Linked DNA regions of Homo sapiens: region 2 is linked to region 1. Evidence: chromatin contacts called from ENCODE Hi-C or POLR2A ChIA-PET data. All regions are on one chromosome and are shown on one strand. The core of a region is the stretch at or near the end of the contact, and the rest is flanking DNA. Distances in the headings are between cores, read along the strand shown.

Region 1 (5,199 bases), core at 1,952-4,451:
GCTAACAGTATATTTAACAAAAGCATTATCAACAGCACAGTCAATGGCATAGAAGGAGGGCAAGTCTTTTACTCCCTGTTTCCTAATGCTGTAATCATCTGTTTTTGTCTTTCTCAACAGACTGCCCCGCTGGCAGTCAAGGACCCAGCTCCAGTCCAATCTGTGTCCCCCCAGGGCTCAGGCTTGTACACAGAAGAGAGTTCATCAACAACTGAATGAAAGCTGTAAAACAGAAATGAACACGGCTCCACATGCACAGCAAAATCTAACCTGCTTCCCCAGATTCCTTTCTTCTAAAACAAAAAAGATCCTTAAGAGCCTTTACAAACATTAAAACAAACGGTAGGAGCCTAAGGTGTCCTATTTTTAAGAACACGTTCTTTGCAAAGTTGTTTTGAGATATCTTCAGTCATTTTAAGTAAAATTTCAGTTTTTCCAGGATTTTCCAGGATTTACTTCTCAGAGAGAAACTGAAGCACTCCCCCTCCCCCAGGCCAGGCGTGGTGGCTCACACCTGTAATCCCAGGACTTTGGGAAACCAAGGTGGGAGGATCACTTGAGGCCAATAGTTAAAGCTGGCCTGGGCCACACAGCAACAACTCTTATTTGTCTGTTTGGTTTCTTTTTTTGGTAGAGATGAGCTCTCACTATGTTGCCCAGGCTGGTCTTGAACTCCCAAACTCAAGCGATCCTGCCTTGGCCTCCCAAAGTGCTGGGATTACAGGTGTGAGCCACCATGCCCCACACAATTTTAATTTTTGAAGTTCATTCAATATTTCCAACACATCTCCAAGGACACACTATGTCTCCTGACTCACACAGTCTTGGTCCACTTAATATACTGGAAATGATGGCTACCTACTGGAGACTGGAAGAATTCATGCCAGGTTAAAGGTACCAGTCCAGACTCTGCCACTAGGTGGACCATGATCTTCACCACCAGGCCCCACCCAGTTTCTTTAGCTACAAAAGGAAGGCGTTGTTTTCAGTGAGCCTTAAAATCCATTTCAACTTTGAGAACCCTGTCAATCCTGGTAGAGTTTATCAGCAGAGCTATATTCAGTATTAACCTTAAACTCACTCACTTGGAAAGAGAAAACACCACTCAAGCTAACTGGGGCTTATCTTAGGCTCCATAAAGAGGTTCTCTCTAAGGATTCATTTCCCTCACTTACTGTGCTACACATGTCTGAAAACTGTCAGTACTCATGATCAACATTACCAAAATATTCATGAACTAGAAAGATTTTTTTTTTTAATTACCAAAATCAGAAGCAAGGAAAGGTAACAGCTGTTAAGATATTTGACACATTTCTACAAAGTGACTATTAAAGAGATATTTAAAGGGGAGGGGGCAAAATAAAGGTGAGCCAAGGGAAAAAACCCTGAAAATACAGTATATACAAGGTCCATACATCAATGGGAAAAAAATGGGGCATTATTGCTGGTCTACCCTCAGGGCCACTTTTAGGTTCCAGGAAATTCCTTGTTCGGATGTGTTAGTCTCACATTTCCTACCCTTACTACCCACTCTTCGCAGAGACTTTTCCAGAATAACCCAAAAGTACTAAGCAAAAAAGAAAATAACTATAGTTTCTGTTATGAGAAAAAGGGCATCTCTCCTACATAAATGTTCCCAGTTAACTTTTCATTGGTGAAAACAGAAGCCAGGTCTGAGGGGGGCCGCTGGATCGCTTTAGCCCGGGAGGTCGAGGCTGCAGTGGGCTGTGATTGCACCACTGCACTCCAGCCCAGGTGACAGAGTGAGACCCTGTCTCAAAATAAAAAAGAAAAGAAAATCTGTCTTTAATGCTGCTCTCAGGGCTCAATAAGCCTAGACACTACAGTAAAGAGTTCATTAAGGTGACTAACAAGAAAACTACTAACAAAAAAGGCACGTGTAAGTCTTGCTAACCAACGGACTGCCTCAAGAGGCTGTCTGAAAAGATATGCTTGGCAAGCTAAGGTCCATTTTAATTTGCTTAAGTTTCTCAGGCATAAGAAAAAAAATAATGGTCAATGAGACCTGCAAAACTATATCCAAACTCAAATGAATGCTAAACTCTTTCTAGACTCCGGGAAACTAGGCAAAAGCAGACAAACAGCACCACTGTGTGGGCTCCTGACGAGGATGGCGGCAGGCATTCGCAGTCCACCGCGATGAACACGGTGCTTCCCTTCCAAACCGGTGTCTGGAACTTAGGCAACAACAGATACCTGGATCTGCGGCGTTCTCTTGCTCAAGCGGGAAATAATCACTTCGCATCATCTGCGTGGAGTAAATATTGTGATGGTGACACCTGCACGTTTAACCAAATGCCAGCACACCTAAGCTGGGTTTCCAGTCTGAACCGGCAGAAAAGGGATGTATTCGGTATTCCTGGTGCCAAGGTGAGAACGTAATCGCAAACCCAAGAGAAGTCTCCCACCCCAGCTCCTGGGCTACAGACAGGAACTGGCAACACCGCTGTGGGCCGTCCCGGGCGCGGCGAGGCCGGGGCCCAGCACATTCCCCTCCTCTCGACCGAGGCACTGAGGTCTGTAAGAGGCACTCGCACCCGGGCGGGCTCCCTCGACGGGAAAACCAGCCCTGAAGGTGACGCGCTGGGTCCCGGCGCAGCCCCGCTTCAGAGCCGAACGGCCCAGCGCGGCCCCGGGGGCTGTTGGGCCCCAGAAGCGCGACCCTCGCCCGCAGCGCGCTTGCGGGGGCGGCGGTGGCCGGGGTACGGCAGGCACCCCGCCGCGGAGGGCGCGGGGTGATTCAGCAGGCCCGGGGCCCCGAGCGCACCGGCCCCCGCCCGCCCTCCGCCGGCTGCCTCCTCCCAGGCCTCCGAGAGGTCCGCAGGCCGCCCCGGCCCAGACCAGCCCCTGGCCCTCCCGGCTCGGTCCCGGCCTGGGTCCCTCACGGGGCCCCGGGCCCCGCATCCCTCGGCCCCGCCGGCCGGCAGCCACCGGCCCCGCTCGGCCTCCCGGCTCGGCCCCGACCCCTCACGGCGTCCCAGGCCCTGCCGCCCTCCACAGCTCGGACCCCGGCCCCGCCGCACCCGCCGCCCTCGCGGCGACACTCACCGAAGGTGCGGCGCTGCTTGAAGGTCTTCTCCGACGGCATGGTGCAGGGATCTGGGCGGCGGCGGCGGCGACGACGCGAGGGTCCCGGCGGCTCCCGGGGGCGGCGGCTGCTGCGGCGGCGAATCCGACTCTGGCGATAGCCACTTCCCTTGTATCTCCTCAGCCCGCAGCCTGGTCAGGTGACTCGCGACGCGTCACCGAGGGGCGGGGCCAGAGCCGGCCGGGGCCGCCGCCATGACGGGCGTGGCGGAACCCAGCAGCGGCACGCAGCGTGGGGGCGGAGCAGGTGTGTGCGCGTGCGCGATGGGCGAAACGCGCGCTCTGCGCATGCTCCCGGTCGTGCCCCAGCCCCGCCCAGCACCGCTGGGCGCCTGAGGCCCCTGAGGTGACGGTTGTGGGCTGGGCCGCACCCCGGGTCTGTGGGCGCTCGGGAGCCTGCTGCCCGGCCCTGAGGAGATGGCAGCGCGGGGCGGGGGAGGCTGAGCCACAGGCGGGGTGTCCCGGGGCACTCTTGAGGGAGGGGTCAGAGGAAGGGACATGGGGCAAATCCGACCATCCTTTCCCCTCCAGAGAGACTTGGTGGTGCTGCCCGAGACGCCGGCACCCGGGGCTGAGGCGCGCAGGGCAGGCCGCGCCGTCTCCGGGAGGCAGGGTCGCCGCTCGCCCGTGGAGCCCTGGCCCCCTCTGCGTGCAGGGGCGCGCGTGGTCCGTGGGTGGCTTCCGGGGAGTGGCCGCTGGTGACCTCCGCCCGCGGTCACTCGACGCCCAGCCTTGGCGCGTTTGCGCAACTGCTTTTGTCCCGAGCCTTCATTCTGGGCGCAGTCCCCTCTCCCAGTCCCCCTGCCGCGGCGCCTGGAACTCTCCTGGTGGCTGTAAGATTTTCCTACCGTTAGGTCGTCTGTGGCGACTGCCAGGCCTGCCCCACATCGCTAGCCGCCCTGTCTACCCCTCAGCCTCCCAGCCACTAAACTCGCTGGACAACCTTACGCTAGTGACAGTTTTTGAGTCTCAGACTCATCTGTGAAAGGGCAGTCATATTTGAGGACTCCAAATGGGCTGCAGTGCGTAAACCACCATGCGATATTTGGTTGCTATTGCCCACCTCAGCCTGTGGCCAATGTGTCTCTGTAGGAACAGCACTAGATTCTTTGGGGTTTTTTTGAGACAGGGTCTTGCTCTGTTGCCCAGCCTGGAATGCAGTGGCACGATCATAGCTCGCGGCGGCCTCGGTCGCCTGGGCTCAAGGGATCCTCCTGCCTCAGCCTCCCGAGAAGCTGGGAGTAGAGCCGGGATCTCGCTGTGTTGCCCGGGCTGGTCTTGAACTCCTGGCCTCAAGCAACCCTCCCGCCTCGGCCTCCTTAAGAGTTGGGATTACAGGCGTGAGCCACTGCTCCCGGCTATTTGGCTGTTTTTGTTCTTTAACATCTAATACTTTGAAAGAGCCCCATAGTTCCAGGATTTCTCCTTTTGACTTTGTAAAAGCCTTTCTTCTATCCCAATTGGATAAAGTAATTGGATTAGGCTAATACACTCTACACTGTAAGCTTGAATCATACAAAACATGAAAATAGCGGGGGGCGGTGGCTCCAAGCCTGTAAACCCAGCTCTCAGGGAGGCAGAGGCTGGGAGGATCGCTTGAGCCCAGGAGTTTGAGACCTGACTGGGCAACATAGCAAGACCCCGTCCTCCACAAAAAAGAAGAAAAAAAGTATGAAAATATATTTCTCGCGCCAGGTGCGGCGACTCATGCCTGTAATTCCAGCACTTTGGGAGGTCAAGGCAGGAGGATCACGAGGTCAAGAGTTCGAGACCAGCCTGGTCAACATGGCGAAACCCCCATCTCTACTAAAAATACAAAAATTAGCCGGGTGTGGTGGCAGGCGCCTGTAATCCCAGCTACTCGGGAGGCTGAGGCAGGAGAATCGCTTGAAACCGGAAGGCAGAGGTTGCAGCGAGCCAAGATCCTGCCACTGCACTCCAGCCTGGGGGAAAGAGCGAAACTCCATCTCAAAAAAAAAAAGAAAGAAAATATATTTCTCAAAGTGCTTTTATACAGTTGGGATTTCTTCTAGAGAAGCCAACTACTGTCATAGATCCTTGTATAATTAATTTACTCCCACCATCAGAAGA
Region 2 (5,199 bases), core at 1,639-4,138, 160 kb before region 1:
CACGCTCGCATTTTGCTTGGCACGTTTCCTGGCATTGTCCGTCTCACTTAATCCTCAAACCGCTTAGGGAAGTCAGACCATTGTTACTCTCGCCCCAGAAGAGGAGACAGGGGCTGTTTGCATCCATGTCCCCTGGGCCCAGCACATGGGGTTTTGTTAGTTGAAAGAATGCGTAAATGGGGTGGGCAAAAGAAGAAAAAGAGGCAAAGACGATTCCAGTTTCCATGGCAATGGAAAGGCTACAGGACCATGAACAGAGGGGACTGAGGAGGGAGGTGCCCTGGGGAGCAGGATCAACCCTGGAATTTCAAGGTCCAAGGGACCGTAGGTTTCCTCTAATCCAGATGTTCTCTCCTGGGGTCAAGTTCACCCCCAGGGAACATTTGGTGATGACGGGAGGCATTTTTGGTTTTCATTTTGCTTAGGGGGTGGGTGCTACTGGCATATAATGGATTGAGACCAGAACTATTGCAGGATGCCCTGCGGTGCACAGGTCAGCCTCCATAACAGAGTTATCCAGCCCAAAATATCAACAGCGCAGAAGTTGAGAAGCCCTGATGTAGTTTAACCCTGTTCTGGGTTAAATTTTCTCTACAACATTCTCCCACCCCCACCAGAGCTTCTTTCAGTCTTTGCTTAATCACTTCCAGTGATGGCGAGCTCACTACCTCTACAGGCAGCTGGTCCAAGGTGATGAGCTTGCACCAGTGCCAGAGCTGGTGAGACACCCAGGGGAAGTTAAGCAAAAGCCTCAACAGCCAGACAAGCAAGTGCTTGGCTGTCACTGAAGGGCTTCAGGAGGAGCAACCCCTCCCCGCCATCCCGCCCCACCACACACACACCCCCCAACTTCAGGCTGTCCTTAGATTCTCCTCCATAGAGGGGTCTCCAGAAACCAGGGGCCCGGGAGGAGTTCAGAGGGTCCTGTTAGTTCTTGCCCTAGGATATCTCAGCCTGGAGCGGCAGGGTGGGAGTAGGGAGAGGCAAGAAGGAGGCAGGACTTGGCCACCTTAATTTCTAGAAGTAAAATTAAGTTTCTGAAATATGAAAGCCTGATTAATGATTTGCATGTGGAAGTATTTAGGGGGAAATGTATGTATTCTGAAACCCATCGAAAAATAGAATGGATGGGTAGATGGAGTAATGGGTGGATGGGTGGATGAGTAGATGAATAGATGGATGGGTGAATGAATGCGTGGGTGGGTAGGTGGATGGGTGAATGGATGGATGAGTAGATGGATGGATGGGTGAATGATGGGCAGGTGAATAGGTGAATGGATGGATGGATGGATGGATGAATTGATGGGTGGGTGGGTGGAGGAATGGGTGGATGGATGGGTAGATGGATGAATGGATGGATAACTGGATGGATGGGTGAATGGATGGATGGGTGAATGGATGAATTGATGAGTGGGTGGGTGGAGGAATGGGTGGATGGCTGGCTGGCTGGCTGGATGGATGGATAGGTGGATGGATGGACGGATGGATGAATGGGTGAGTGAATGGTCTAATGGTTGGATGGGTGGGTGAATAAATGCACAGATATGTGATCAAGCAAATATGGAATATTTTTTCTTGTTGTATGATGAAGCCTATGTCACAGATAAGGAAACAAGGGCCAGAAAGGTTAGGGGAATCACTCAAGGTCACCCAGCTAGTGAATCATGGGGCCAGGATTTGCACCTGGACTGGTTTTGCAGAGCCATTTCTGCACACCCCTCTGGAACTCACCTCTCCCATTGGTAGTTATTGAGGGGCATGGCTGCTCCAGGGTTTATATGGGAGAATCGTCCCGGCAGCAGCCTCACCAGAAGGGTTTGTCTTGAGGCTGCATTTGCAGGGCACTCTGTACAACAGCCTCGATGGTACCAATGGGAATAGTGAGATGGGAACAGGTTAAAGGTGTAAACTTAGGGAAATCAGATGCTGTTCCTGACCAAGAGCTCCTTTAGATGCCAGAACAAGAGCAGTGCGTGGAGACAGGCAGGCCCTGCCCTCATGGAAGTGGCACTCTATTTTCCACCTCCTCATTATTATTTTACCAGCAGGTTCTAAAGCAAGGGTTCTTAACCCTTTTCATGCCATGGATCCTTTTGCCATTCCATTGAAGCCTGTGGATCCCTGCCCAGAATAATGTTTTAAATGCATAAATAAATGCATAGACTATAATCAAAGCCAGTTACGTATATAGCTCTAGATGAGATTCAGTGATAGGGGTTTCTTTATAGCACATTAAATAACCAGCTCTAACCTTCCCATCTCCTCTGCTAGAGGTGGGCCTCTGTGGGGCGGTCAGCTGCTGTGGAATCCTGCAATTCTGGTTTAGTGCATTAACCCCAAGGGGTCAGATGGACCTGGGTTCGAATAGCAGTTCACAAGCCGGGGACCCTGAGTAATGACATCCCCCAGCCTGGCTTTTCTCATCTGTAAAGTGGGGGTGATCACGGTGCCTGCCTGGAAGAGGAGGTAAAGACAGTGCTGCTATGAGATGTCTGTCTGGACACTAGCTGCGGGGTCCCTATCGAGGTCTCTGTGAACAGCAAAGTCACAGCTGACTGATCCCCCTGAGTCCAGGATCTGTGTGTGTGAGTTAAAGGTTGGTGAAAACAAACATATAAATTTTTCTTGCTAGGTTCATGGGCCCCCAAAGTCCTCCATGAGTCCCACGGAAATCCCTGCCCCTGGGGGAATCAGACATCCACTGCCTGCACCAGCAGACACTCTTGGCCTGTCCTTGTCCTCCAAGCAGTGGGAACTTTTAAACCTCTTGAGCCCAAGTGACTGCAAGAATGTCCAGGCTGTTAGAGGGCAATGACACCCGCCCCTCCCAACCCCCACGGGCCAGCAGGCTGATGTTTTGCTTTCTGTTCAGCCTGGAAGGGAAGAAGGGTCAGCCCTGAGCCGAGGACAGGCCTGTCAGGGTCCCTCAGACCTTGAGCTGGCAGCTGGGGAGAAGCGAGGCTGTTTTTGTGCCTGCTGAGTCCCTGGGGCCAGCCAGCCAGGAAGGCCACCCAGGGCCAGGCCCCTCTACTCACCAGCCAGACAGCTGTTTTCTTGAAAGTCCTGGCAGGATGGAAAAGCTCTGGCCTGGCCGGGAAGTGGAGACATTACCCAGCTGAGTGATCCCAGCTGTGGCTGGGGCCCTAGGCGTCTCTGATGTGGTCCGAGGCTGGGTGTCTGCCTTACCCATGGGGGAAGGAGTGTTGCCCACTCACCTCCCTGCCCCTGGGGCCCTGGCATCCAGCCCTGCTGCTCCTGCCCGGGCCAGAGGGGAAAATCGAGGGCACTCGGGTAGGGGAACAACCAGGCAAATGGCAGGGGCCGTCCAGATTCCTGGGCGGGGAGGAGATTTTGCTGACCAGAGAGGAGCGGCCCTTCTGAGGAGACGCAAGCCTCGCGCAGCCTGTGCCACCGGAGTTTAGCAGGGTTCAAAGCCTGTTACTGGCTGAGCGGTAGGGGGCCACTCCTGTAACCTCTAGCATCCTTTCGGTGGGGATCGTAGGGCATTCAGTCCTAAGAGCGAGCAGGTGCGACAGAACCCGCATGGGGTTGGGGAGAAAAGTGCGCCAGCGCTAATTAACAACAGTTGCCCTCTGGGCCCCGGCTTCCCCCATTGTAAACTGGGAAAGCCGGCCTCTAGAACTGACCTGACCCCTCCCTCTGCCCTGGAAACAGAGCCCAGCCTCCTCCTTGTCCAATCATTGAGCCTCCTGTTCTCCTTTAAAAGCTCATTTGGGATCAGGTGCAGTGACTCACACCTGTAACCCCAGCACTTTGGGAGGCCGAGGCGGGAGGATCGCTTGAGTCCAAGAGTTCAAGCCTGAGCAACATGGCAAAACTCCATCTCTACAAAAAATACAAAAAGTAGCCGGGCATGGTGGTGCATGCCTGTGGTCCCAGCTACTTGGGAGACTGAGATGGGACGATCGCTTGAGCCCAGGAGGTCAAGGTTGCAATGAGCTGAGATTGAGCCACAACACTCCAGCCTAGGAGACAGAGCGAGACCCTGTCTCAAAAAACAAAAACAAAAACAAAAACAAAAAAAGCACTGTTTGGTTTAGTTTTGTGCATGGAATGTGGAGAAAGAACAAGAGCATCACCCCCCACGTGGCCTCCACCCCATCGAAGTCCAACTCCTCTGATCCATCCCAGGTGGGGCTGCTTCCCCTCACACACATCCTCACTCATCATCACACCAAACAGACACTCACAGCGGGCACCGGACTGCGTTTCCCACCTCATGTTGTTCCATTAGGCACCAGTGCACGTTACGCTGTCATTCTCGTAAACGCTGCTTGTCCTTGCAACATTATTTATTTATTTTATTTATTTATTTATTGCTAAATAGCTGTTTCTCTCATTGTGAGAGCCGTACATACTCATTGCAAAATATTCAGAAGATCGAAAGTGTAACGAGAGGAGGGAGGGCAGGAAGCCGCCATCGTCTCATGACCCAGGAATCATCACCGCGAGCCCCGTGGTGCGTGGATTGCCAGATCGTGATTTTCAAAACTCTCCACATAAATGTATTGATTGATTGATTTCCAAATTTAAGATCATACCTACAGATCTGCTTGCCGCTATATATATTTTTACATCATATGCATGGGTATGCACAAGTATAAGCATACACTGATATATATTCACACTATACATCTACGCATATAATGTTTTTATTTCATTTTATACTCGTACACTTCCACTGAGATTAGGACAGCGAGGATACTAAAATATGTCACCTTTAGAATTTGTGGACACACACGGGCATCTTTTCAGATGTGGCGCTGTCTTTCTGGCTTGCCCCTATGTGAGGCCTCTCCTGCTAGCCCCGCCTCATCCAATCTCCTCTCTTTTCCACCTGCCCCATGCTTTGGGCGCTGACCTACCCCACCCCACGGACTCTCTGCCTTTCAGTTGGATTTGCCCAACAGGAGACTGGGACAGAGCAGAGCGTGGGAGGAGAGCGGGGTGTGCCTACCCACTGTCTCCTCCTGGACGCTGGCGATGGGCGGGAGCCTCCTTCTCTTCTGAAAGCCTCATTTCTGTTTGGGCCTACGGGTGGTCCCAGCTTCCCTCTTTCCAGTCCTGTGCTGCTTCCTATCCTTCGACAACCTCCTTTCACCCCCTCCTCAACACACCTTGATAACCCGCCCCTTCACTAGGTCCTTGAACTTGCCCGTCTGTTTCTAATCTAGCCCT

What was found. Hi-C counts contacts between places; a loop is a spot of excess contacts on that map. ChIA-PET counts read pairs that join two places held with the same protein, here RNA polymerase II (POLR2A). Pooled maps may share reads with other maps.
Region 2: a loop to region 1 is called in a map of tibial artery, with 2.1 times the contacts of the local background. The contact joins the enhancer-like site here to the promoter of MAP1LC3B in region 1. A Hi-C loop is called at or near these places in 8 of 168 maps with a recorded cell type or tissue (aorta, ascending aorta, dorsolateral prefrontal cortex and 4 more), 1 of 37 single-sample maps with no recorded cell type and 13 of 50 pooled maps. POLR2A ChIA-PET finds 5 or more read pairs at or near these places in 1 of 52 experiments (WTC11).

Annotation. Positions count from the first base shown.
Region 1 is chr16:87,390,338-87,395,536 of GRCh38, reverse strand. It overlaps MAP1LC3B (microtubule associated protein 1 light chain 3 beta), which reads right to left and starts at 3,201. Exons shown (of 4, transcript NM_022818.5): 1 at 3,070-3,201. The coding sequence starts at 3,109. It also overlaps a transcript of FBXO31 not described here. RefSeq lists enhancers at 2,019-2,068, 3,285-4,243 and silencers at 2,689-2,818, 2,929-3,098, 3,119-3,768.
Region 2 is chr16:87,554,985-87,560,183 of GRCh38, reverse strand. No RefSeq gene overlaps it. Among named protein-coding and RNA genes, the nearest start is that of JPH3, 45 kb to the left of the region's middle. RefSeq lists an enhancer at 2,576-3,075. Within about 2 kb of position 2,888, at least 14 of the 41 ENCODE cell types and tissues checked have a DNase peak (open chromatin) inside an H3K27ac peak, as active enhancers do; they include ascending aorta, heart left ventricle and heart right ventricle, where a contact is called at or near this core.